Linked DNA regions of Mus musculus: all the other regions are linked to region 1. The links are chromatin loops, found by intact Hi-C in ENCODE. Cell type or tissue: left cerebral cortex. All regions are shown on one strand. Region 1 overlaps Myrip (myosin VIIA and Rab interacting protein). Region 2 holds the start of Myrip (myosin VIIA and Rab interacting protein). Region 3 has its middle 5.0 kb from the start of Gm5922. Region 4 has its middle 23 kb from the start of Gm38642. Region 5 has its middle 4.1 kb from the start of Gm38642.

What was found. Peaks named below come from ENCODE experiments on the same cell type or tissue, not always from the same donor. Only the 100,000 strongest peaks of a DNase experiment are listed, where the experiment ranks them.
Region 2: it touches region 1 in a loop (5-fold over the local background); 19 of 42 quality-filtered maps call a loop at or near these places.
Region 3: it touches region 1 in a loop (4-fold over the local background); 9 of 42 quality-filtered maps call a loop at or near these places.
Region 4: it touches region 1 in a loop (7-fold over the local background); 19 of 42 quality-filtered maps call a loop at or near these places.
Region 5: it touches region 1 in a loop (2.6-fold over the local background); 24 of 42 quality-filtered maps call a loop at or near these places.

The regions. Positions count from the first base shown.
Region 1 is chr9:120,374,901-120,379,900 of GRCm38, reverse strand. The region is part of intron 2 of Myrip (myosin VIIA and Rab interacting protein); the gene reads right to left. Among named protein-coding and RNA genes, the nearest start is that of Gm34159, 14 kb to the right of the region's middle. In left cerebral cortex, a CTCF peak has its summit at 1,937 (motif pointing right); a DNase peak (open chromatin) is centred at 1,954; H3K27ac peaks cover 593 bases.
Region 2 is chr9:120,300,867-120,305,866 of GRCm38, reverse strand. It overlaps Myrip (myosin VIIA and Rab interacting protein), which reads right to left and starts at 1,794. Exons shown (of 17, transcript NM_144557.5): 1 at 1,667-1,794. In left cerebral cortex, a CTCF peak has its summit at 2,363; DNase peaks (open chromatin) are centred at 1,245, 1,628, 2,163, 2,703 and 2 more places; H3K4me3 peaks cover 2,825 bases; H3K27ac peaks cover 2,699 bases.
Region 3 is chr9:120,138,856-120,143,855 of GRCm38, reverse strand. No RefSeq gene overlaps it. Among named protein-coding and RNA genes, the nearest start is that of Gm5922, 5.0 kb to the right of the region's middle. In left cerebral cortex, a CTCF peak has its summit at 3,026 (motif pointing left); a DNase peak (open chromatin) is centred at 3,016.
Region 4 is chr9:120,188,910-120,193,909 of GRCm38, reverse strand. No RefSeq gene overlaps it. Among named protein-coding and RNA genes, the nearest start is that of Gm38642, 23 kb to the left of the region's middle. In left cerebral cortex, a CTCF peak has its summit at 2,289 (motif pointing left); DNase peaks (open chromatin) are centred at 941, 2,301 and 2,802; H3K4me3 peaks cover 644 bases; H3K27ac peaks cover 2,764 bases.
Region 5 is chr9:120,208,010-120,213,009 of GRCm38, reverse strand. No RefSeq gene overlaps it. Among named protein-coding and RNA genes, the nearest start is that of Gm38642, 4.1 kb to the left of the region's middle. In left cerebral cortex, a CTCF peak has its summit at 2,752 (motif pointing left); a DNase peak (open chromatin) is centred at 2,745.

The sequences.
Region 1 (5,000 bases):
AAAAGTAAAAGAGGAAATGAGGTATTCATACATGTGCAGGACAATTGGACAGAACCGCTTCCCAGGGTCTGATGTTCATGTGCAGAGCTGCAGAGCCTCATGGATCTCCCAGTTCCCTGATCTTCTCTTCCCAGGAGGCCGCTGGGGACAGCAGTGTGCCCTCCTCTTCAGGCTGCCTTCCCCCCCCCCCCCCCCCCCGCTTACCCAGAGAGGAAGTGAACCCTAGTGCAGAGGCATAGATGTGGTCGGCTGTGTACATAGAAGGCCACTTGGGAATGAAAACAAGCAGCCACTTTAAGCACTATGATTTGGTTTTATTTTTAAAATATAATAGAAAGTATATTCTGAATCCAAAACTAAATTCATCCATTACTTTAACATTCATATTGAGCACATAGATTCATAGCTTGTTAAGATGTCTGTTGTGCTCATAAATGGATGCTACATAATTTATGTGGCTCTTTATGAAACAGACATCTGTGGAGCTGCTGCCTCAAGCCATGACATATCCTAAGCATGGAGCAGTTTAGAGACAGAAAAAGATGGGGCCATGAAAGACAAGAACGATGGAGCATGAAGACACTGCCCAGGGCTCTCTCCTGAAGGGATGGTGATGTTTGCAGACAAATGCCAGATACATCCAAAAATGTTTTCAGAAAACCTAAGTTAATGTTCTGTATCTATCCGGAAAGAGTTAAATATTTGGTTAGATCAATCTAGATATTGTTGTCTAGGTATTTTTTAAGATAAGGCTGATATCCAGAGGGCTGGACAGACAGCTTAGTAGGTAGGAGTATGCCCTACTCCTCTAGAGGCCTTAAGTTTTGATTCCTAGACACACACACACACACAAACACACACACACACACACACACACACACACACACACACACACACACAGAGAGAGAGAGAGAGAGAGAGAGAGGCAAAGACACAGACACACACAGATACAAGATATACACAGACCACAAATGGACACTCAGACATACAAAGAGACACACACAGATACAGACACATACAGATACACATACGCAACCCTCCCCAGATATACACAAACACACATGCACACATACACACACAGTGTCTTTAAAAAAGATTTATGTTTAAATCAGTAGACTTCAACTCACACCAATTACTCCCTGTAAGTGGCTAGATCTCACCCACACTCACCAGAGAAGCAGAAACAAGGCCGATAGACCACACCGCCTCCGGCCTTGAACTAGCAACTCCCCCTGGATCTCCAACCTCCACTCACCCTGAAGACTGGATCAGCCAGTGGGCACCATCACCTAAGCATATTCTGTAAGACAAATCGACCTCTCTCTCACACAAATGCCAGCGGTTCTACGCTCAGAGTGCTTCTCTCAGGGTGCACACACTGACCTGCTCTGGCTCCCACGGTAGACACCAAGAGTTCTTCCAACACTCAGAAGTGTGTGCGTATGTAAACAAGAATGCTGGAGAGGTCAGAGTGACCACGGGGTGTGTAATTTATCCCTGGAGAACACCTGTGGGCTACTGAGAATGACAGTTTGCCATCTGTCTGCAAGATTTTATTCTCTGGGCTGGCTCGGTAGGTACAGTGCTTGCTGAACAAGTGTGTGGTCTTGAGTTCAGATCCCCCAATGCCATGTAAAGCCAGGCATGGTGGTGCGCATCTGTAATCCCGGAGCTCTTACAGGGGGCTAGGGGGTTGAGCACCCTGGGAGCTTGTGAGCCAGCTAGCCTGGCATTTACAATGGTCAAGAAGAGACCCAGTCTCAAACAAGGTAGAAGGCATGGCCTGATACAGGAGATTGTCCCGTGACCTCTACATGCATGTCGTGACATGTGTGCAGCTACATCCACATGCATGAACACAGTCACAGGAACATGCAAACACGCACATGAGTTTTAAAAACCGATTTTTTAAAATTCACATCCGCACAGAGACCACTAGAGGGCAGCCCTGCACTTGGGAGCTGGAAGGTGTTTTCCTTAGCCAAGGGAATGAATGCACTTACTGCCTTTTATTGGGCAGCGATGACCAGGACAACCACACGAAATAACAACTACACTGAAACCCTTCAATACAATTTCCGTTTTCTTGTTACTAATTCTCTAGCCGTTGGGTATCCACGTTCACAGCCTTCCCAGACACAACACCTTTACCCAGCCTCGGAATAATCTTCCTTAGTGTGTGTGGTGAGCTACCTTCATTTGAGAGACGAAGAATCAGAGGCCCAAAGAGTGGGCACCTTGGGCGGAACTCCTGTGTGTGTGGTGCAGTCTAAGAGTGGTTTCAAAAGTGGTACAGGGGTGAGGAACTCCTGGCTGTTGACGGCTACTGGGGGGTGGGGGGTGTTTTCTTTAGTGAGGAAGTTTTCTTTTTGTGTTAGGGAAAGAGTCACAGGGCAGGGTCTTGGGCAGGCAAGCACAGAGGAAGGCAGCAGGCAGGCAGGGACTAGGAATAAGTGTCACATTGCTAAGCACAATTCCTAGAGACACCAGCACGTCCCTCTACACAGCAACAGAGCAGAACAGCTCTGAGCTGGATGTCAGGGCCCAGATGGGGTTGGAATTAAGCTTTCCCTGTTCCCTGTGGGATGGCTGGGAGGCTGCTCCAGGGGGTGACCCCAAACCCATGGGTGGGCAGTGCTCATTGAACTCGGCGGGTGACAGAAGCTCTAACAAGAGAGGACAGGACATGAAATTGGGAGAAGGCTGTCAGGGTATTCTGAGAGGAGTTGAGTGAAGGCCGTAGGGTGGTTGTTACATAACACATTGTATACCTGTATGCATTTATCCAAAAATAAAAAAGACACTGAAGATCAAGGGGTCAGGGGAAGGGCGTAAAGGAAGAGAAGGAAAGGAGAAGGGGCAAGGCTCGGCAAAGCTCAGTGGGAGTTTGCTTCACACTGAGCTCACGTGGAGCCCAGAGCTTGCCCTGGCCATGGAACCAGACCTGCTTTAATAAGCAAGGACAGGGTCTTGGAGTGCAGCTCAGGTGACAGAGGGCTTCCAAGGCTTGATTAAACCCTGGGTTTACCCCTCAGCACCACATAAACCTAGTGCAATGGCACATCCCTGTAGCACATCCCTGTAAACTCTGGGAATAGAGGCAGGGAATCTGAAGTTCTAAGTCAACTTCGGCTAGATACTGAGTTTGAGGCCATCCTGGGTCACATGAAATCCTGTCTCAAAACAAAAAAATAAAAATACAATAAGAAGAGGAAAATGTTTTGTTTCTATTTACCAGTCGTGTCTATAGGAAGCCACTCCAGAGGGTGGTGCCATGTCTATTATGGAATTTTACCAGAGGTAGACTCAGTCATACCTCACAACTAGCCAGTGCCAGCCACTGGGACATGGGTACCCTCAATGGCAGGGGAAACTGGGTGTGGCCCAGAGTCAACTAACATCCAGGGAGGAGCATGCTGTCCAGGGAAGATGCTGACGTGACTCAGATTAGACTGCAAACCTGGGTCTTTCCCACCTCTAATATTCTTGAGGGGAAGGAGATGAGGAGGGGAACAGAGAAGAAATGAGAGAAAGAAAGAGGAAGAGAGAAGAAGAGACAGAAAGAGGGGGGAGGGAGCGAGGGAAGGAAAGACTTAGAGAGAGAGTACAAGCAGTAGTTGGTAATGTTCTCATATAAAAATGGAAGAGGGGAAAATAAGGAAAAGCCACAAGTAAAGGAATCCACAATGAGGTGTCTGTGGAGAATTGGGGCAGCTCCAGGTCGGGCCCCAGCTCTCAGAAGCATCCTAACCCCTGTTCCCACCCTGTGTCAGCAAAGACCAATGGCGCTCGCTCGGTGCGGTGCTGTTTGTTACACAGCACACTGGGCAGCTGCCTGTCTAAAGCTTCTCTTCAAACACACCTGATGTGGGCCAAACATTTTACCTTGTCTCTGGTCTCTGTAGGAGGGTTCTGGTCTCTTCCAGAACCAGCTTGATTTGTGGCTCAAGGTGGTGCTGATGGCATCTGAACATCTGTGGGAGAGACACACTAACCAGAGGGGATTGTGTGCATGTATGTGTGTACATGTATGTGTGCATACGTGTGTATACATATGTGTGTGTGCACGTGCATGTGTGTGCATGTTCGTGTGTATGGGTGCATGTTTATGTGTGTGCCTGTGTGTGTGCATATGTATGTGTGAATGTGTATATGTGTACATGTATGTGTGCATGCATGTGTATGCATGTATGTGTGCATGTGTGTGTGTGTATGCTCGAGCCCATGAGTGTTCAGGGGGAGGCCAGAAGACAAGTACACCCTCCATCCTTCTAACTTTGATTTCTTTTTGAGGCAGGGTCTCTCCATGACTATCTTAGTTAGGGTTTTACTGCTGTGAACAGACACCATGACCAAGGCGAGTCTTATAAAAAAACAACATTTAATTGGGGCTGGCTTACAGGTTCAGAGGTTCAGTCCATTATCATCAAGGTGGGAGCATGGCAGTATCCAGGCAGGCATGATGCAGGCAGAGCTGAGAGTTCTACATCTTCATCCAAAGGCTGCTAGTGGAAGACTAACTTCCAGGCAACTAGGGTGTGGGTCTTAAGCCCACACCCACAGTGACACACCTACTCCAACCAGGTCACACCTATTCCAACAAGGCCACACCTCCAAATGGTGCCACTCCCTGGTGCAAGAATATACAAACCATCACAATGACCTAGAACTAACCACATAGGCTAGGCTGGCCAGCCATGAGCACAGGGATCTGAATGTTTCTCTCCAGCACCAATGTTATAGACATGCATCACCACACCCCACGTTTATACACAGCTTCTGGTGACTGAACACATGTTCTCACGCTGGCAAAGCAAGCACTCAGCACTTCACCACACGAACCATCTCCTCAGGCTTTACCTCCCTCAAAAGAGGCCTCTCAAGACTTTTACAAAGCATCAACGTTTGCTTCATTTTTTTCTTTTTTAGCAGTGAAAAAAAAATACACATGACAATAAAAGAAAAGATCGGTGTGTCTAGATAAACATCACTTTCAAGGA
Region 2 (5,000 bases), 74 kb after region 1:
CAGACATCATCTTCAGAGAGACATACATGCTTGACTATATATACACACACATGCCCAGAAACAACCATACACCACGAGGGGGGAGGAGGAGGGGAGGCAATTTCTCCTTAGACCTCCAGAGAGTCCCCAGCTAAAGAGACACAACTTCTAGTTCAGAGGCACCCCCTCCATAGGTGGGGGGAAGATCAGGAAAACAGCTACCCACTGGATTCCAATCTGAAGATGGAAAGCAGTCTTCAAAGCTTTACCAAAACTAAATATCTCTAGAAAAAGATATTTAGATCTGCAAACAGGGTCCTGATGTTGCTGTCAAATCCTTGAAATCACCTCATTTCCATACCACTCCTCCCGAAAGATCCCTTACAACATCTTCCCTCTACCTGGTACCACAACCCCAGCGCTTTTTCACACCGTACCCCGGGAGCCCCAGGAGCGGGGAGGTGGGGGGGAGAGAAAGAAAGAAAGAAATAAAAAAAAAAACGCCTGTCAATTATCCCAGGACTATGTGTAACAGTGTCATCACTGAGTATCAAAACTGCAGCTGGAGGTCAGAGGGTGAGAAGGACATGTGGGAACAGGGAAATGGCAGGGCAGGAGGAACAATCTCTCTCCCGTCCCTGGGAAAGTCTCAAGATAATAAACAAAATGTATATTATAGGTAAGGGGTGGGGCGGATAGAAATGTAGTCCATTTTCAAGGAATTTTAGCGGATGGGAGAGATCTTCAGAGAAAGCTGCTTTTCGGTGTGTCAGCTCCCTCCCTTTGGTGTGTCTTGGAAGAGTGGCTGGGACACACGTCCTGAGGACAAGGTTTATTTGGGAGACCAGAAGCCAAACACAGTCTATGTAAGCCCTGGCGCTTAGCAGAGTCCTCGACTCCACACTCTGCAGAAACATCAGTCAATTGAGTGACTAGAAGAGGATGGAACCTCGGATGCGGCAACTGTGAGCGTTCCCACCACACAAATGCTCCACAGCACGCTCACACGGAAGACAGCCAGACGTTAACCACCCCCCCACCCCCCGAAACCGCTATTGAGACCCTGCGGATGAGCTCGAAACCTCAACAAGTCTCCTGTCTTTGAAGATAGGAGGAACCGAGAAAGAGAGCAGGACGAAGGAACACCTCGCCCAGTGCCTGCCTCACCAGCGCACCTCTCCTCCTCAGGCAACCCGGGGCTGAGCCCAGACGCAGTCTGCCTTGGGGGTTAACGCTGTGCCCTGGCCATGACCTTCGGCGAGTACCTAATTAGCCCCATTTTACAAACATTAAGAGTCTAAAAGAGTCACGTGGTCCATGCTGGCCAGCTGCCGGGTGCGCACCGGGTGGTTTGAGGCGCCCGCCGGTGCGCGGATCCCTTAGCAAGGTGCGCGGCGCACCGCATCCCGAGCGCTACGTGGCCATCGGGGAAACGCAGGGGTCAGCTCCCGCCCCCGTAGCCACGGAAAGAGGCGGATCTGACTCTGTCGAGGCTAAGTCCAAGACCCCACCGTCCCCTCCGCACAGGCAGGCTGGCCATGTCCCGCAGCCCTGGCCCCAGACGCGCACCAGGTGCGGGGGACCGCGCGCGCGACATCTTCAGACACCCACCCCAAAAGTTGCGGCAACGTGGCAGGGAAGCATGGCATCGAGCTGCGGGCGCGGAGGGGAGAGCTGGAGGACTCACCCGGGGTGGCCGGCCTGGAGTGGGTCCGCGGCGGAGCTCATGGATGGCGGCCAGGCTCACAGCCACCGCGCCTCGGATGGCCCCGGGTCACCTGCCGCAGCCTGCGTCCAGCGCGCGATCCCGAGGCTGCAGATCGCCGGTGCGCCCGAGCTGGGGCCGCAGTCACAGCGGGAGCCGGGCAGCGCGGGCAGGACGAGGGCGCGCGGCGCGAGGGAGGCGCCCGCTCCAGGCTCCCAGCCAGCGCCAGCCCAAGCCACTGCGGCCGCCGCCACCTGCGGGCCCCGCTGACCGCCAATCACAGGCGCCCGGGGCGGCGGCGCGTGCGGAGGCGGGGCGGGGGCGCGTGCGGGGCGGCTGGCGGGAGCGGCGGCGACACCAGCGCGCCTGCGCCGGGACACCGGCCGCCTACCCCGCGGGTTCCTCGCGAGCTCCCCGGGTGCGCGGGTGGCACGCGCCGGGAGGGGCGGGGCGCATAGGGAAGAGGCGGGGCTGGGGCTGCGCGCACCCGGGTCGTTGCGGGCTGCGGCGCAGTGCGGTGCGGGGGTCGCGATCGTGAGCACCCCTACTCAACCAGCCCTAGCTTCAGGTCATCCCTAGTATTGAAGTCAGGCTCTGCATCCTTGGAGACCCGCCCGCTTGAAGGATGGGTCACCGCAACCTGGGCCTTCTTAGTCCTAGGAACAGCGCGACCTGCTGGCTCCAGCCTCACCAAAGACTCGTGGCCCGCCTGCATCAACATCTTTCACTTCACTGCCCCCCACCCCAAGGTATTTTTAAGGCACCGTTGTGATTCCGGTCTGGATTACGTTCTTCTCCAGGGAATTTACTGAGCTAGCCACGCTCGCTCATTCAACACACACTGACTACCTCGCACTTGGCTCAGGGGGTTCTAATCCTGTGTGCGCCCCCATAACCGCTGCACCTCTGGGATAGTGAGTCCTGGAATACTGCCAGTGAGGAGTGCTCTGGGGCGCGTGCTTGCAGTCCATGGTCCCCAAAGGATGACAAGGAGTTGAGATTGTCCTGCAATCTAGGGCCGCACTTGCTCATCCAGCAAGCCCAGGGCCCCGGATATTGAGACCAACTACTTAAGCCTCAGCAGCGTCGACTGGGGAACACCTGTCAGTGTCAACTGCCTGGCAGCAGCGACTCCGTCAGAATAAAGCTTCTATAGCGCTACGGCGGTGATTTCAAAATCTAAATCTCAGTTCTAAATCTCATAGGTCAATGAGCTGAGGTCGTGTCCTATGTAAATGCATGCAAGGTAGATGGGGGGGGGGGGAAGCGCCTTTGCGGAGCAACGAGGGAGGAAAATTAAGAACGTGTAAGGCATTAAATTGGTTTCTCTAAAGAAACGGTTTCCTCCCTTGAGGGATTTTTAAACTGCTAAAATGAAAGAAAGCTTATTTTGTGTACATTTTACTTATTTTCCGTTCTAAATCTGTTTATGTAGGCCCGGTTAGTATCCACACAGTCCAACATTCAACCGTTCACAAGACTCCCTCCTACCTTTGTCTGCCAGTGTCTCAGCTCCTGCCACTGAGCACAACCAAAGTGTGCTCTCTCTGGGGGAAAGCTATGTGTTATGATTGTGATGATCAATTGCAACTGTCAACTTGAGACAAACTAGAACCACCTACGAGGTGGTCCTCTGGGCATTCCACCGCAGGATTATCTTGATTATGGGGAGACCCGTCAGCTGTGGGCGGCACCATCCCCTAGGCTGGAATTACAAGATTCCAGGACTGAGTTCAGTCTTCTGTTTCCCAGAGTGCATGTTACATCACCCAACAAAATCCCCCTGCCCTGGGCTGGAGAGATGGCTCATGAGTTAATAGCACGGTCTGCTCTTTCAGAGGACCAGAGTTTGAGTCCCAGCACCCACATGTCAGATCACAACTATCTGTAACTCCAATTCCAGGGAATCCGAAGCCTTCTGACCACATGAAGAAGGCGTGCAAATAGCAGGCAGACCTATATACAGGCAAAATACTCATAAAATAAAAATAAAATACCTATGTACTTCTTGAACAAATCCAGTCTGTACGCACTGTAAAGGCTGCAATGATTTTTAAATATTTATTGTATGTGTTCATGGGCATTCAGATGCCAAGGCATGCACGTGGAAGTGTGAGGTTTTGAATGAAAGTGGCCCCCATAGGCTCATAGGGAGTGGCACTATTAGGAGCAGTGACCATGAAGTAGGTATGCCCTTGTTGGAGGTGTGTCCCTGGAGGTGGGCTTTGAGGTTTCTGAAGCCCAAGCCAGGCCCAGTGTCACTCTCTTTTCCCGTTGCCTGTGGATCCAGATGCAGAGCTCTCGGCTACCTCTCCAGCACCATGTCTGCCTGCACACCACCATGCTTCCTGCCACTACAGTAATGGACTAAACCTTTGAACCTGTAAGCCAGCCCTAGTTAGATGTTTTCTTTTGTAAGAGCACCCATGGGTATGGTGTCTTATCCAGCAATAGAAACCCTAAGGAACTAGACAACATTTGAGAGTTGGTTCTTGTCTTAGTCAGGGTTTCTATTCTTGCACAAACATCATGACCAAGAAACAAGTTGGGGAGGAAAGGGTTAATAAGCTTACACTTCCACATTGCTGTTCATCACCAAAGGAAGTCAGGACTGGAACTCAAGCAGGTCAGGAAGCAGAAGCTGATGCAGAGGCCATGGAGGGATGTTACTTACCGGCTTGCTTCCCTTGGCTTGCTCAGCTTGCTTTCTTATAGAACCCAGGATCACCAATCCAGGTGTGACACCACCCACAATGGGCCCTCCCACCCCTGATCACTAATTGAGAAAATGCCTTACAGCTGGATCTCATGGAGGCATTTCCCCAAGGGAGGCTCCTTTCTCTGTGATAACTTCAGCTTGTGTTAAGTTGACACACAAAACCAGCCAGCACAGTTCTCTTCTTACAGCATGTGCAAAGATTAAATGCTAGGTCACCAGGTACCCTTTATCACTGAGCCATCTCAAGGAACAAAGACTGGGGTATTCCAACAGTTTGTAAGCCAAGAAGATGAGATGGGCAGGGTGGTGAAAACCAGCCAGTGTTTACCTCTTGCACCTGCCCCCTTACTGGGGATTCACACCCCCTTGCTGGGGAGCCACGCCCCCTTGCTGGCCAACAGGGAGCCACTTTACCTCTCAGGGGGCCTTTGCAAATTCTCTGACCTCTAGGAACACACATTCACACATACACACATTTACATACATATACACACATATTCACACTCACACACATATACACACAATCACACACTCTCACACAAATTCACACATACATACTTATATATACATTTACACACACATAAACATATTCACACA
Region 3 (5,000 bases), 240 kb after region 1:
TCAGCACACAGACACAAACAGGGACATATATCACTCACACACACACATACACAGTCACACACACACACTCACATACACACACATACATGCACACACACTCATGAAGTAGAATGGGGAGCAGTTGGACAGAGCATGAGGGGGGTTTCAGGAGTGGGAGGAGACTGGGAGAAGGCAGCATGGACTAGGATCATAAAACACTCTACACAGATGAGAACTTCCAAGTAGAAATTAACAACTGAGGCCTCTTCTCTACTGCTACACACTGCTAGTGTTGGACTGCAAAATGCACACAAGCAGAGGTTTCTCCAGGAAAGCAGGGACACTGCGTGCTGTCACAGGGACACTGTGTGCTGTCACAGGGACGCTGCGTGCTGTCACAAGGAAACTGTGTGCTGTCACAGGGAAACTGTGTGCTGTCACAGGGACACTGTGTGCTGTCAGGGAGAAGCTGTGTGCTGTCACAGGGACACTGTGCTGTCAAAGGAAAACTGTGTGCTGTCACAGGGAAACTGTGTGCTGTCACAGGGACACTGTGTGCTGTCACAGGGAAGCTGTGTGCTGTCACAGGGAAGCTGTGTGCTATCATTGGGAAACTGTGCTGTCACAGGGAAGCTGTGTGCTGTCACAGGGACACTGCATGCTGTCACAGGGACACTGTGTGCTGTCACAGGGAAACTGCATGCTGTCACAGGGACACTGCGTGCTGTCACAGGGAAACTGCATGCTGTCACAGGGAAGCTGTGTGCTGTCACAGGGAAACTGCATGCTGTCACAGGGACACTGTGTGCTGTCACAGGGAAGCTGTGTGCTGTCACAGGGAAGCTGTGTGCTATCATTGGGAAACTGTGCTGTCACAGGGAAGCTGTGTGCTGTCACAGGGACACTGCATGCTGTCACAGGGACACTGTGTGTTGTCACAGGGAAACTGCATGCTGTCACAGGGACACTGTGTGCTGTCACAGGGAAGCTGTGTGCTGTCACAGGGAAACTGCATGCTGTCACAGGGACACTGTGTGCTGTCACAGGGAAGCTGTGTGCTGTCACAGGAACACTGTGTGCTGTCACAGGGATGCTGCCTACTGTCACAGGGAAGCTTGTGCTGTCATAGGGAAACTGTGTGCTGTCACAGGGACACTGTGTGCTGTCACAGGGACACTGTGTGCTGTCACAGGGACACTGTGTGCTGTCACAGGAAACTGTGTGCTGTCACAGGGACACTGTGTGCTGTCACAGAGAAGCTGTGTGCTGTCACAGAGAAGCTGTGTGCTGTCACAGGGACACTGTGCTGTCAAAGGAAAACTGTGCTGTCACAGGAAACTGTGTGTTGTCACAGGGAAGCTGTGTGCTGTCACAGAAAACCTGTGTGCTGTCACAGGGAAGCTTGTATGCTGTCACAGGGACACTGTGTGCTGTCACAGGAAAACTGTGTGCTGTCACATGGAAGCTGTGTGCTGTCACAGGGAATTGTGTGCTGTCACAGGGACACTTTGTGCTGTCACATGGACACTGTGTGCTGTCACAGGGAAGCTATGTGCTGTCACAGGGAAGCTGTGTGCTGTCACAGGAACACTGTGTGCTGTCACAGCAAACTATGTGGTGTCACAGGGAAACTGTGTGCTGTCACAGGGAAGCTGTGTGTTGTTTCGGTAAGCTGTGTGCTGTCACAGGTTTCTGCATGCTCTCACACTGAGAGATGGAGAATGGAGAGTTTCATCGTCTTTGCTTTGTTTCGTGTGGATGAAGGGCCCTGTTTGTAAGCAGAGAAAGTCTTCTTGTGCCTCCAGCATCCTGGTTTGCCTAGTACCCCAAAACAACCAAATAGGTATATATTTTAATTATCACTTTCATAGCTTTTGAAACCAAAACGTTTTAAAAGACCTTATTTTTTTAAATATTTATTTATTTATTATATGTAAGTACACTGTAGCTGTCTTCAGACACTCCAGAAGACGGCATCAGATTTAATTACAGATGGTTGTGAGCCACCATGTGGTTGCTGAGATTTGAACTCAGGACCTTTGGAAGAGCAGTCCGCGCTCTTAACCGCTGAGCCATCTCACCAGCCCAAGACCTTATTTTTAATGAGATGTGTGGGTGTGCCTGTAAGCACAGTCCCCACAAAAGCCAGAGGACAGCATCAAAGTGCTGGAGTTTCCCCCCCCCCCCCAAGCTTCCATTAAATCACAAAGTAAGCAGTCGGAGATGCACTTGTCTTTTTGTAACTTGTTCTGTTTAGTTTTGTGTTTTACAGGGGTGGGGGCGGGAACGTATTTTGGTTTAGGTTTATTTAGTGTGTGTGTGTCAGGGTCTCACTATGTATCCCTGGCTGTCCTGGAACGCACTTGGTAGGCTTTGAACTCACAGAGATCTTCCTACCTCTCTTCCTAACTGTTGGAATTAGAGGTGTGTGTCTTGTGTGACATAACCTGTCTTGTTTTTATTTTTAAGACTGGGTCTTTTTGTGTTGCTCAAGCTGACCTCAAACTCACCGCCCTTGCTTGTACTGGTTAGTTTGGGCTGTCAAGCTGATACAGCTTAGAATCAGCTAAGAAGGGAGTTTCAGCTGGGGGACTGGCCACATCAGGCTGGCCTGTGGGCATACATATCTTTGGATGATTGTCCAGATTATTATTTGAGTCAACCTTTGTGGGCAGCCCCAGGTCCTGGATAGGGGGCTCTAGGCTGCAGAATTATGCAGAGTCTGGCTGACTGTGTCCAAGTGAGCAGGCAGCATGCAGTGTGGGTGCCTTCATCTCTCTCTAAACTTGACTGAGGCAAACTGTCTCGGCCTCTGCGATTTCCCTGCAGTATGGGGCAGTAACCTGGAATCATAAAACCCTTTCTCCCGTGTTGCTTTTAGCCAGCTTTTGTCTTTTGTGCTTTGTTTTGTTTTTAATCACAGCCACAAAAAGCAAACTAGAAACTCTTCGTGACTCAACTGTGATTACAGGCTTGTGCCGCAGCAAACAGAATTCCAGTCAGAAGAGGTCTGTTCTGGCAACCATGGTACTGTCCTGCCCCCTGGTGGCCAGAGTAAGTCAGTACCAACAGTTGAAAGGCGTAGAATAATGCTATTCAATTAGAAAGGCTCTTCCTGGATTGCCCTGGTAGCTATCTTATGGCTACATAAAGCTGTGATATTAACCAAACAGTTCCCAAACCTTATCAAGTCCCATAGAAGGTGACTGACATGCTGACAGAGATCAGGAACTAGTCATAATCTGGGCCAAGTTCACTGACCGTTCAAGAGTTTCCATGTTGTGACAGTATTGTTCCTAATTACTGTATTAGATATCCAGATGAGCTGAGAATGTCAATGCTCACCTATCATCCCAGCACTCGGGAGGCTGAGGCAGGAGGTCTCTGTGAGTTCAGGGCTGGGGATGTAGCTCTGTTGGTACAGTGCTTGTCTAGGATACAGAAACCCTGGGTTTGACTCATGCACTGAATAAAACCCAGCATGGTGGCTGTGATGTGACTTTTCCTTGGGAAATGCAAACAAACATGTATTCACTTGCATAAATCATTGAAAACAAAGAGAACAATTCTACCCACTGAAGTCTAGGTCAGTGAACTAGCAAGTTTATGAATGTTATTACAAGAGACTGGATGAGGAGTTACAGGAACATGAATAACTCCAGGGAAGGTGGATCACCACTCCAGGACAGGTTAACAACCCATAAAACCAGCATCCCTAAAGCTCCCAGCACAGTTTGCAGCCTGTCTGAGAGTATATTTGTTCAGCAGTCACCACTGACTTCATAACCTTGGGGAGGGGGGATCTCACGAACCTTGTAATTTTCAGGAGCCTCCTGAGACTTGTGTGTTTACTTCCTGGGTAAGCCCCTCCTCCTGCTCCAGGAGCAATGCAGTTTCTCACAATAGAACCTGTGTCTGTGACACCGAAGCCCTCTTAACCTTGTTATTCAGACTAGATCCCTTATTGGTGCTTCCATATTTCTTAAGGTTTCCAGACTGTCTGACTGACACTTTAAGTGGTGGATAATTCCCAGGTACACTTGCCCTTGGGAGTGGTGGGAAAACAGCTGATGCCCCTCTACCTAAGTCATTCTAAAAACTAAAGACACCCTCCAAGTAAGTTTGAACTTGTGTCTCAGTTTCCTATTTGCTATGAAGATCTCTTTATTGCTAATTTTATTTTTATGTCCATACATAAAAATACTTTATGGGCTCATGTGCACCAAGTGTATGCAGGTCCAGAAGTGGGCATTGGATATCACACACACACACACACACACACACACACACTAATCCTTTCTTTTTAAATCTAGACACGCTAGTGCGCACTTGCAATCTTCACACTGGGGAGGCAGAGACAGGAGGAGGATCCCTAGGGACTGATGGCCAATCAGTCTAAATGACCTATTTGCAGAAACCTAGACCACCCAGAGCAATGATTCTCAACCTTCCTAACACTGTGACCCTTTAATACAATTCCTTATGTTGTGGTGACCCCAACAATAAAATTATTTTCGTTGCTACTTCATAACTTCAATTTTGCCACTGTTATGAATTGTAGTGTAAATATCTGTGTTTTCTGGTAGTCTTAGGGGATCCCTGTGAAAGGGTTTTGACCCTCAAAGGTGTTGTGACCCACAGGTTGAGAACCACTGACCTAGAGACTGTCAAAAAAAAGTGATGACATCAGAGGCTGACGTCTTGACTTGTGCTCACACATACACACACGATCAGTTCACATAATTTTTAAGCCAGGTATGGTAGTACATGCCTCTAATTCCAGCTCTTTGGAGGCAGAGGCAGGTGGATGTCTGTGAATTTATGGCCAGCCTGCTGGTCTATGTAGTGAAGAAAGTTGCAGGCCAGCTTGGGCTACATAGTGAGACCCTGTTTTTTTAAAAGAAAGAAAAGGAAACATACACTTTTAAATATATATATATGTGTGTGTGTGTGTGTGTGTGTGTGTGTGTGTGTGTGTATTAAAAATATATGTATATATGTATGTGTGTGTATATATATAA
Region 4 (5,000 bases), 190 kb after region 1:
AGTGTGAATGGAGAGAAGGGGACATATAAAAATCTCTGATTTACTTGACAAAGGGATCTGCCCTCATCGAACAAAACTCTGGAAGCTCAAGGAAAACCACTATTGCAAACTCAAAATGGAGAAAAAATGACTGCCCCAAGTTATCCTCAGACCCTACTCCTCCACACATGAACTGCTACCTCCAAGTGCATACATACATATAGGCATACATGCATACCTGTATACATACATATAGATGTGTATGCGTACATATCTGTATATATACATATAGACATGTATGCATGCATACATATCTGTGTATATACACATATTTACATGCATGCATACCTGCATACATACAGATAGACATGCATGCATACCTGCATATATAAATATATATGTGGAGAGAGAGAGAGATGCATGCATACATACAGACATGTGCTCACACATACTTGCATACATACATATAGACATACATATATACATGTATATATGCATTCATACCTGCACACATACATATCATATCTACATATATACATACAGACATGCACACATGCATACCTATGAACATACATATAGCTATGCACGCATACCTGCATATATACATATATACATGCATGCATACATACATACCTGTATACATACATGTATGGATGGATGCATGGAATATTTTTTATGGGAAAAAATAAAAGTAGTGGAGACAGAGAGGTTTGTTCTTCCTAAAATGGCCGCTCCTGGGGGAGTCCAGGAAGCTGTAGTCCTACTGTGCTTCCTCCTCTCCCTTCTACTCTCCAAGTAGGAAGTCTCACTCTTTCTGCAAGGCTTGCATAACTCCTCTTGGCATATCCTCTTCTTCAGATCTTCGTGTGCATCAAGACCTCCTGGAGTCAGAGCCAAGCTCACAAAAGAGCTCAAAGCTATATCTGCCTGCAAAACACCCTCAGCTGCAGTCTACAGAGTCATGGGCTTTGGCAAAAAATAGCGGAATGCGGAGTTAGCATAGCGCCAGCCATCCACGTGTTCTGAAAGTGGATCAACCACTCTGCAGGCTTGTTCTGCTGACCTCAGGATTTCCTTTTGTCTTTCTGCCTAGCAGGTTCCAGGTTCACGAAGAAGCTGACAGGATGCTTCGAGCACAGGGTGAGGCCTCAGAAGCCAAGCCAAGTGGACTCTGGGCAGGCTACATAGAGACTGGGGCTTGGAAACATTGGGCGACCCCTCCCACTTGGTAATCGCACGCTGTCCAATTCGAGGCAGGATGGAACCTGCCACAGAAGGGAACATATCCAATGTAATTATGACACCGCTTCCCTAAGGATTTTTGTGTTTTTATCCCCATGCTTGTGTGCTCATGAGTGAGTGCAGGCACACGTGTGCCCAGTGCACAGGTGACAATCAGAGGAGAGCTGCAGGTAACTGCCTCACCTTGACTGAATCCAAGTCTCATGTTGTTTCCCGCTACACACAACAGGCTAGCTGGCCTGTGAATTTCTGGGGATTCGCTGCCATCTGCCTCCATCCACAGGAGCAGAGGGATTACTGGATTGTCTTACCGTGTGGGGCTTTCCATGGGTCCCTGGGGTCCAAACTGAGGGTCTCACACTTGCATACCAAGCCTTTGCCCACTAAGCCCTACAGCATCAACGCTGGCCTCATGAGGAGGAGTATTTGTGGGGGGTTCGTTTGTTCTGTTTGCTTGTTGGCCAGCCAGCCTCAATATTTTACAACATGCTGAGTCACTGGTATCACAAATATTTTCTTCTTTTACCATGGCTGTTGTTACCAGGCACCAAACAATGAGACTTCAAGGTCCAAATTAACGTGAGCATCCTGATCAGCACCCCAGCTCCTGTCGCTGTGTAAAGCTGATACCACAAACGTAGGATCTGACCAAGCCTTGGCTTTGCCTGGCTGTTTCTGTCTGCGGTAACCTCAGCCTTGGGGTTAGCTTGTCTGTCCTGTCGATGATGGCTCCATACTCCTCTGGAATGAGAACTCTCCTGAGCTGGGGCTCTGGCCACACCTACACTGGCATGCAGCTTGCTCTTGAGAGCTACGCACGGCTGCTCTGTGTCATCAGCCCGAGGAAGGAAGCAGTAAGCATATCCAGTCCCCCTTCTGCGGGCATTTCCATCAAATCAAAGTCAAGACGAATTCTGACTCAAAAGCTGCCTCTATGACAAAGCTCTCAATTGCCTACTATTCCTGAAGAAGAGAAAAATCTCTCTGTATACCATGAGTATGGTGGTAATTAGAAGCCAACCTTTGTCAGCCTTGGCCCCACTGAAAAGTTCAGAGGTTTCAGGAGAAACTGCAGCCGGTGCTGCCCTCTAGTGGCCGTTTATTCAGGTGTCTTTGGAAAATGGGCTTGAAATTGAGAAAGGCTATGGAGGTGGTGGGGTGGGGGGAGACGATGCAGGGGCTAGGGAGGAGCGGGCAGTGCGAAATGGTCACAGTATTAAACCAGCTCCTAATGACGTATACCCACAGATCAATGCGTCCGTCAGCCCTCAACAGAGAAGCTTCTTTTACAATAGACGGCGGCGATTAACACCGAGACCCACAGAGCCTCCAGGCTGTGAGGAGAGCGAGCGAGAGAGAGAGAGAGAGAGAGAGAGAGAGAGAGAGAGAGAGAGAGAGAGAGAGAGAGAGAGAGAGAGAGAGAGAGAGAGTGTGTGTGTGTGTGTGTGCTCAGCTGAAAAGCGACATCTCCGGAACCGCTGCTGGAGAAAAGGCAGAGAGACTGTAAGATCCAGAGGCAGTGGATAACGAAAGGGAAAGAGACCCATCCGGATACAGCAGGACAGCTGCACATATGAGCTCACCCGTGGCTGTGGCAGCGGTCTCAAGCATTGCACAAACCTAAGCCCACCGAACGCCAGTGTGGAAAGGGGATAAGTGTGAGCCCCACACCTGAGGAGGAGCCATTGGCGGTTAATGGCTGCTAGGAGCGGAAGAGTCCGTCTTCTTTAAGGGTGTGGGCCCTGCTAAGTGAAAGCACCCCGGTCCAGTGGGCACCCACCAGATTATGTGGGTGTGCCAACTGCAGTGACTTGGTGGACTAAAAGGGGGGCAAAATTAGGTGGAGAGGGAAGAGGGGATGAAGAGAATGGGAGAGGCTGGGGACGGGGCAGATATAACTTTGTACAAAATTCTCAAAGAACTAAGAGGAATTGAGGGGGAAAAAAGAGAAAGTCCTACTTTTATTATTGCTTAATGAGTCATTTTTTGTGTGTGTAACTAGACAACTTTTAATCCCCCTTATTCTATGAGTTTTAGAAATTCTGAAGACCCACTTCTGAAAATAACCTTTTCAGTGTAAGTGGACACAAAACTTGTTTGGGGTGATGCGGGATGGGCGGCAGTTTGACTGGGTCTGTTCCTACGGAGGATGTTTCTGGATAACGTGAAAATCTAAGTGTAGACTGATGTGGTGGCGTAGAGAGTTAAAGGGTGGAGACACAGCATGGGCCCCATCCAGTCAGTGTATGGCCCACATAGCCCCGACAAGCTGTGACACTGGCTGCCACTGGACTTGAACCTGTTTATGTTCACAGGCTCTCAGCCTCTGGATTGGAGCTGACACTGTCTTACCCAGGGTTTCTATTTCTGCACAAAACATCATGACCAAGACACAAGTTGGGGAGGAAAGGGTTTATTCAGCTTATACTTCCACATTGCTGTTCATCACCAAAGTCAGTCAGGACTGGAACTCAAGCAGGTCAGGAAGCAGGAGCTGATGCAGAGGCCATGGAGGGATGTTCCTTTCTGGCTTGCTTCCTTGGCTTGCTTAGCCTGCTTTCTTATAGAACCCAAGACTGCCAGCCCAGGGATGGCACCACCAACAAGGGGTCCTTTCCCACTTGATCACTAATTTAGAAAATGCCTTACAGCTGGATCCCATGGGGGCATTTCCTCAAAGGAGGCTCCTTTCTCTGTGATAACTCCAGCCTGTGTCAACTTGGCACACAAAACCAGCCAGTACAGACCCCAATAGGTCTCCCTGGCCTCAGGCTCTTGGGTTTCCTCAGACTCACCATCAGCTCTCATATTCTGGATCCTCAGTTTGTAAGCATGGATATTAGAACTGCTCTGCCTTTGGGCTCACAAGCCAGTTCTTGATAACGAACATCCCCGTGCATACACAGATTGTTTCTATTTCCTGAGAAGTTTGACAAACGAGCTTGACTTCAAGGAATTTGGAGAAAAACAACAAGAAAGTGGTAATCTGGAGACACTGACTCCAGCTAACAAAGTAGGGTGGAGAAAATTGAGAAAGAAATCAAGGAAACCATACCTTTCAAAAGCCTCAAAAGAGTTTGAGGGATAACCAAAGAAGTGAAAGACTTGCACAATAAAAATCTTAAGAATTCAAAGAAAGAAACTGAAGAAGACATCAGAAGATGGAAAGATCTCCCATGCTCATGGATCAGTGGAACTAAGATTGTGAAACGGATACCTACCAAAAACAACCTACAAATTACATGCAATACCTATCAAAATTCCAACATAATTCTCCACAGAACCTGAAAACACAGTTTCAAGCCTCATATGGAAACACAAAACACCCACAATAGCTAAAACAATCCTGAATAATGAAGGAACCAATTGAGGTAACACTATCTTCAATATCAAGTTGTACTATAGAGATATAGTAATAACCACACAGCATTGGCATAAAAATGAACATATTGATTGATGGTATCAGATTGAAAACCCAGACATAATTTTACATACCTATGGTCACCTAGTTTTTAAAATAAATAAATAGCCAAAAACATACACTGGATAAAATACATCACCTTCAACAAATAGTGCTGGATCAAGGACCTCAGTGTAAGGCCAGATACCCTGAAACTGATTAAAGAGAAAGTTGGGAATAGGCTTGAACTCATTGGCACAGAAGAAGACTTTCTGAACGGAACGTCAATAGCACAGGCACTAAGAACAACAACCAATGAATGAGACCTTATGAAGATGAACAGCTTCCATATGGCAAAAGACACCATCATTTGAAAGAG
Region 5 (5,000 bases), 170 kb after region 1:
GATTCCTTGCTTTATTCTGCTAGGAAACAATAGCCCTGTCTTTCCAAATGTTACATTGTTACTGCTTTCTTATGCCATGGCTTTGGTTGCTGATCCCACATCAGGCCCATGTCTGACTGATGATACTTCTGCTGCTTCTAGAAAGCTTCCCTCTTCACTGAGGATGTAGGTCAGTGGTCGAATGCTCGCCTAACATGAAAAGGGTCCTGGATTCAAGGGTTCAATTCCCCAGTTCCTCAAACAACAACAGCCACAAAAAAAAAAAATATGTGCAATAATAGTGTCTATAAAGACCTCTCTCACATGCTCTGGTTAAAAGACAATTCCAGGGCTGGATGTGTGGCTCAGTTGGTAGAGTGCTTGCCTAGCACACACAAAGGCCTGGATTTGGTTGACAGCTCCACGTAAGCAGGTCATGGATGCACACGCCTGTAATCCCAGCACTCGGATGGAGGGAGCAGTCAGAGTATCCTCAGCTACATGCTGAGTTTGAGACTAGCCTGGGCTGCATGAAATCCTGTATTTGATCGAGCAATCAGTTAATTAGTTAATTTAATTATTGAACCAAATGTGGTGGCTTATGCCTGTAATCCAACCATTTCGGATGTACAGGCAGAAGGTTCAGGAGTTCTAAGCCATTCTTAGTTACATAGAATTGGATGCTGCCCCAAGATACAGAAGATCCTGTCTCTCTTCCTTCTGTAGGAAGAAAGGAAGGAGGGAGGGAGGGAGAGAAGGAGGGAAGGAAGGAGGAAGGGAGGGAGGGAGGGAGGGAGGGAGGGAGGGAGGGAGGGAGGGAGGGAGGGAGGGAGGGAGGAAAGAACCTCCAAGCCATCCTAATTTTAATTATAAGAACTGGAAGATGCGGGCGTGGAGCAAGGGAATTTAACAATTCTAAACATAACCAACAAATAAACCATTTCGGATTCGGGACCATGTGTTGACATCTTCCCTGAAATCCCTCTGCGGTTGACCACAGAGCCACTGTCCCCATTTACGTATGAGCTTCCTGGACTTAGTTCTAAGTAACCCAGAAGCAATGACCCCTAGCAAGACAGTGATACTCCTGCCTCCACCTCCAGAGTGCTCGGATCACAGGTGTGAGCCACCACTCCTAGTTTGTGTGATGCTGTGTATCACACCTGGGACCTAGTGCATGCTAGACAAGTTCTCTACCAAGCAGGCTCAGCCACAGTGGGTACTTCTTAGAGAGGTGTAGGGTTATCCCAGAATCTGGCCTCTCTTCTACATCTGCATTGTCTCAACTGCTCCCTTGGTGTGCTGACGTGTGTGTGTGTGTGTGTGTGTGTGTGTGTGTGTGTGTGTGTGTGTGTGTTGGCTATACTGTGTGTGTGTGTTGGCTAGTGTGTGTGTGTGTCCAACTTGACACAAGTCAGGGAAGAGGGACTCTCGACTGAGAAAACACCTTCATCAGATTGTATGCAAGTCCACAGATATTTTCTTGATGAGTGTGGGAGGGTCCAGCCCACTGTGGGTGTGACCTCCCTGGGCAGGGGGTCCTGGGTTGTATAAGAAAGCAGGATGGACCAGCCATGGGAAACAGGCCAGTAGGCAAAGTTCCCTCATGTCTTCAGTTCCCATCTTCCCTGAGTCCCCCCCCCCTCCCCGCCCCCACTTCCCTGAAGGATGGACTACAAGGGTTAAGGTGTAGTTAACCCTTCCCTCTCCAAGTGTTTGGTCATGGTGTTTACTCAGCAGTAGGGAGCAAGCTAGGAGCCATTTTTACAGCGATGTCTTGGTGTCAAGTTTAAAACCCTCAGCCTTTGGTTGTTCCAATGGAAACTCTTTTACTTTCATAAGTGACTGTGAGTTGACCCAGCCATAATTATAACTCAGCAGAGACTCCTTTCTGGAATGTTCCCTATCATGACTCCCTCCCTGTTCTCTAATTAGCAACTCCCAGAGCAGAAGTCTGTCCCCTCTTGTCACAGCTATGATCACTGTCCAGGGTCCAGCTGACTCACAGGCCTACGTCAGTGAACCACGGGCCACTGGTGACACAGCCATCTTTTCTCTGTGGGGATAATAAGGAGTCTCTTCAGAGAGGCACACAATTATTTCTAGAGGGAAAACACTCGGGGTCAGTGCATGAATACACATTTATTCATTATGGAGAAAGGTCTTATCAAGCCAGGGGAAAAGGAGAAAATCACAATTGCTTTGATTGCTGATCTTAGAGGGGTGACACAGACCAACGTGTCCTTTCTGAGCAGAATCAAATTATTTTCCTCCCCAGTGAGGTCTGACGACTGCCATCGTGGCTGAGTTATTGGTCTGGGAATGTGGATGGATGATGTGGAAATAATAGAAAGATATTAAATGTGATTTGAATCTCTGCCACAGTGAGGATAATGACTCAAAAAAAAAAAAAAAAAAAAAAAAAAAGCCTAAGAGTCTCGTGCTTTAGAAAGTGCTCTGATGCCCAGTTAAGAACGCCTGTGGACCACCTCTTTCCTCTTGAATTTCAGATTCCAGGATCTACCTGGGAACATGTTGACACACTATAGCATAATGCATCACCTATTTTGGCTTTGTCCCTGGTTCCTAGTAGAGTCCCTAAGACCTGCTGGATTTCCAGAGAGATGCTCATACCTTTTGGTATTCATAAAGAACCCTCTTTTGTAGAGACGTGTTTTATTTGTAATTATGTGTGTCTGCGTATCTGTGTGGGTTTGTACACTAGATTGCTGGCCAGAACTCCAATTTCAGGCAATGGGACAACATCGCCCTCTTCTGGCCTCTGGGGGTACAGCATGCACATGGTGCATGTACATACCGAGAGGAGGAACACTCATACACCCAAAATAAATACTCTTTTTTGTTGTGGTTGTTGTTGTTGTTGTTGTGTTGTGTTTTGTTTTGTTTTGTTTTTGTTTTTTGAGACAGGGTTTCTCTGTGTAACCCTGGCTGTCCTGGAACTCACTCTGTAGACCAGGCTGGCCTCGAACTCAGAGATCCGCCTGCCTCTGCCTCCCATAAATACTCTTTTAAAAGAGTGAGGAAGGCCAGGGGGGGCATGAGCAGTAAGCAAGCAGACCAAACGGGTGTGCAGATTTCTCTCTGCTCCTGACTACTGCTGTTTGACGGACCAGCTGCTTCAGCTCCCAAACGAGCCCTTTCTGAGATGAGGACTGTATTCAAGATTGACCTTGCTATTATGATCCCCACCTGCCTCAAGGCCGGTGTTACATATGTGCACCCACACCGCTTGTAGACTTTTGCACAGCAAGGTTTAGTGAGACTCTGGGTTGGTGATGCCGTGGAGGTGTTGGGGTATGACCCACAGAGAGGGCATATGGTCTAATATTTTCCATGTTTGTGAGTATGTGTGTGTGTGCGCAGTGTGTGTGCAGCATGTGTGTGCAGTGTGTGTGTGTGTGTGTGGTGTATGCACTGTGTGTGTTCAGTATGTGTGTGTGGTATGTGAAGTGCATGTTTGCACTGTGTGTGTGCAGTGTGTATGTGTGGTGTATGTGTGTGTAGTATGTGTGAAGTGTGTATGCACTGTGTGTGTGGTATGTAAAGTGTGTGCACTGTGTTTGTGTAGTGTATGTGTGCAGTGTGTATGTGTGGTGTGTGTGTACACTGTATGTGTCCAGTATGTGTATGTGGTATGTGAAGTACATGTGTGTACTGGGTGTGTGCTGTGTGTGTGTGTGTGGCATGTGTGCAGTGTGCATACAAGCATGCTGGTTTGCACATATGTGAGCACACATGAATATGTAGGTATTCATTGAGGTCTCTCATTTAAACCAGAGCCTACCCATATGGCTATCTTGACAGTCAGCTCAGTCCAATGCTGGAATCACAGACAGGCCCACACACCCAACATCCCCTGGTTTCTGGGGACCTAAACTCCGGTCCTCCAGTTTGTGAGGGAGGCACTTAAGCTCTGTGCCGTCTCCACAGCCCAAGGTTAGCATTCCTGAAGCAAGGAGCAAAATGTGTTGCCTCCAACGTAGATGAGGCTCATCAGGTCAGTGCTGGGCTTTAAATGACACAAAAGCCACTCGCTTGGCCCGCTGCCCGAGGCACCACCGTAGGGGGCATCAGCCAGGCTCAGTGGCAGGCCCTCAGTCCGCCCCATCCCCTCTGTCTCTCTCACTGTCTCTGTGTCCCTGTCACTCTGTCTCTGCCTCCAGGCTGCCTTCAGGTGAGGGCCTGTGCTCCACCCTGGATACTCACACATTACTCTTCCTCAACGCAGGCCCAGAGCCAGCCTGGACTCATGGGCCAAAAAACTCTGAAATTGTGGCTGCGCAGACGCTCAGAGGTTAAGAACACACACTATTGAGGACTGAATTCAGGTCCTCAAACTCATGTCAGGCAGCTCACAAGTGCCTGTAACTCTAACTCCAAGAGACCCAGTATCCATTTGTAGCGTCCACAGGCACACTCATGTGTACAGATGCGCACACAGACACACATAGACACATGAATAAAAAGTAAAATAAATCCTTTTTTTTAAATAGCTGTGCTTAAACCATGAGTCAAAATAGATTTTTTTTTCCTCCTTTCAGGTTGATAGTCTCGGGTGCTTGGTCACGGTGACATAAAGCTAACACCGAGACTCACCCAGCTGTTAAATCTGACACGAAAAGAAGCCTTACCCTGAAAACTGCACGTTGACCTTGGGACTAGAACCCTGGCCCCTTCCTGCCTCTCTGTGGAGACACCTGCTCTTCCTGTACCTTCAGCCTCCTCCAGGAACTGCTCCACGGAGTCTCCCATGTTCTCATCCTCCAAACTCCAGCCACAACCACTTCATCATCTCTCCTGATCGACAGCTTGCTAGTCGCCCTCAGATACTAATGCTCATCGCAGTCCATAGTGATGTGAGCCATTGCTTGCGATAAATATGTGGACGTGAAACACAATACACCATAACAAGGTTGTTCTAGAGCTTCAATACTAAAGGGGAGTGGGAGCAACCGCTGCAGAGAGCTGCGCTGTCCAGCAGACTCCCTGGGACTGTAGAA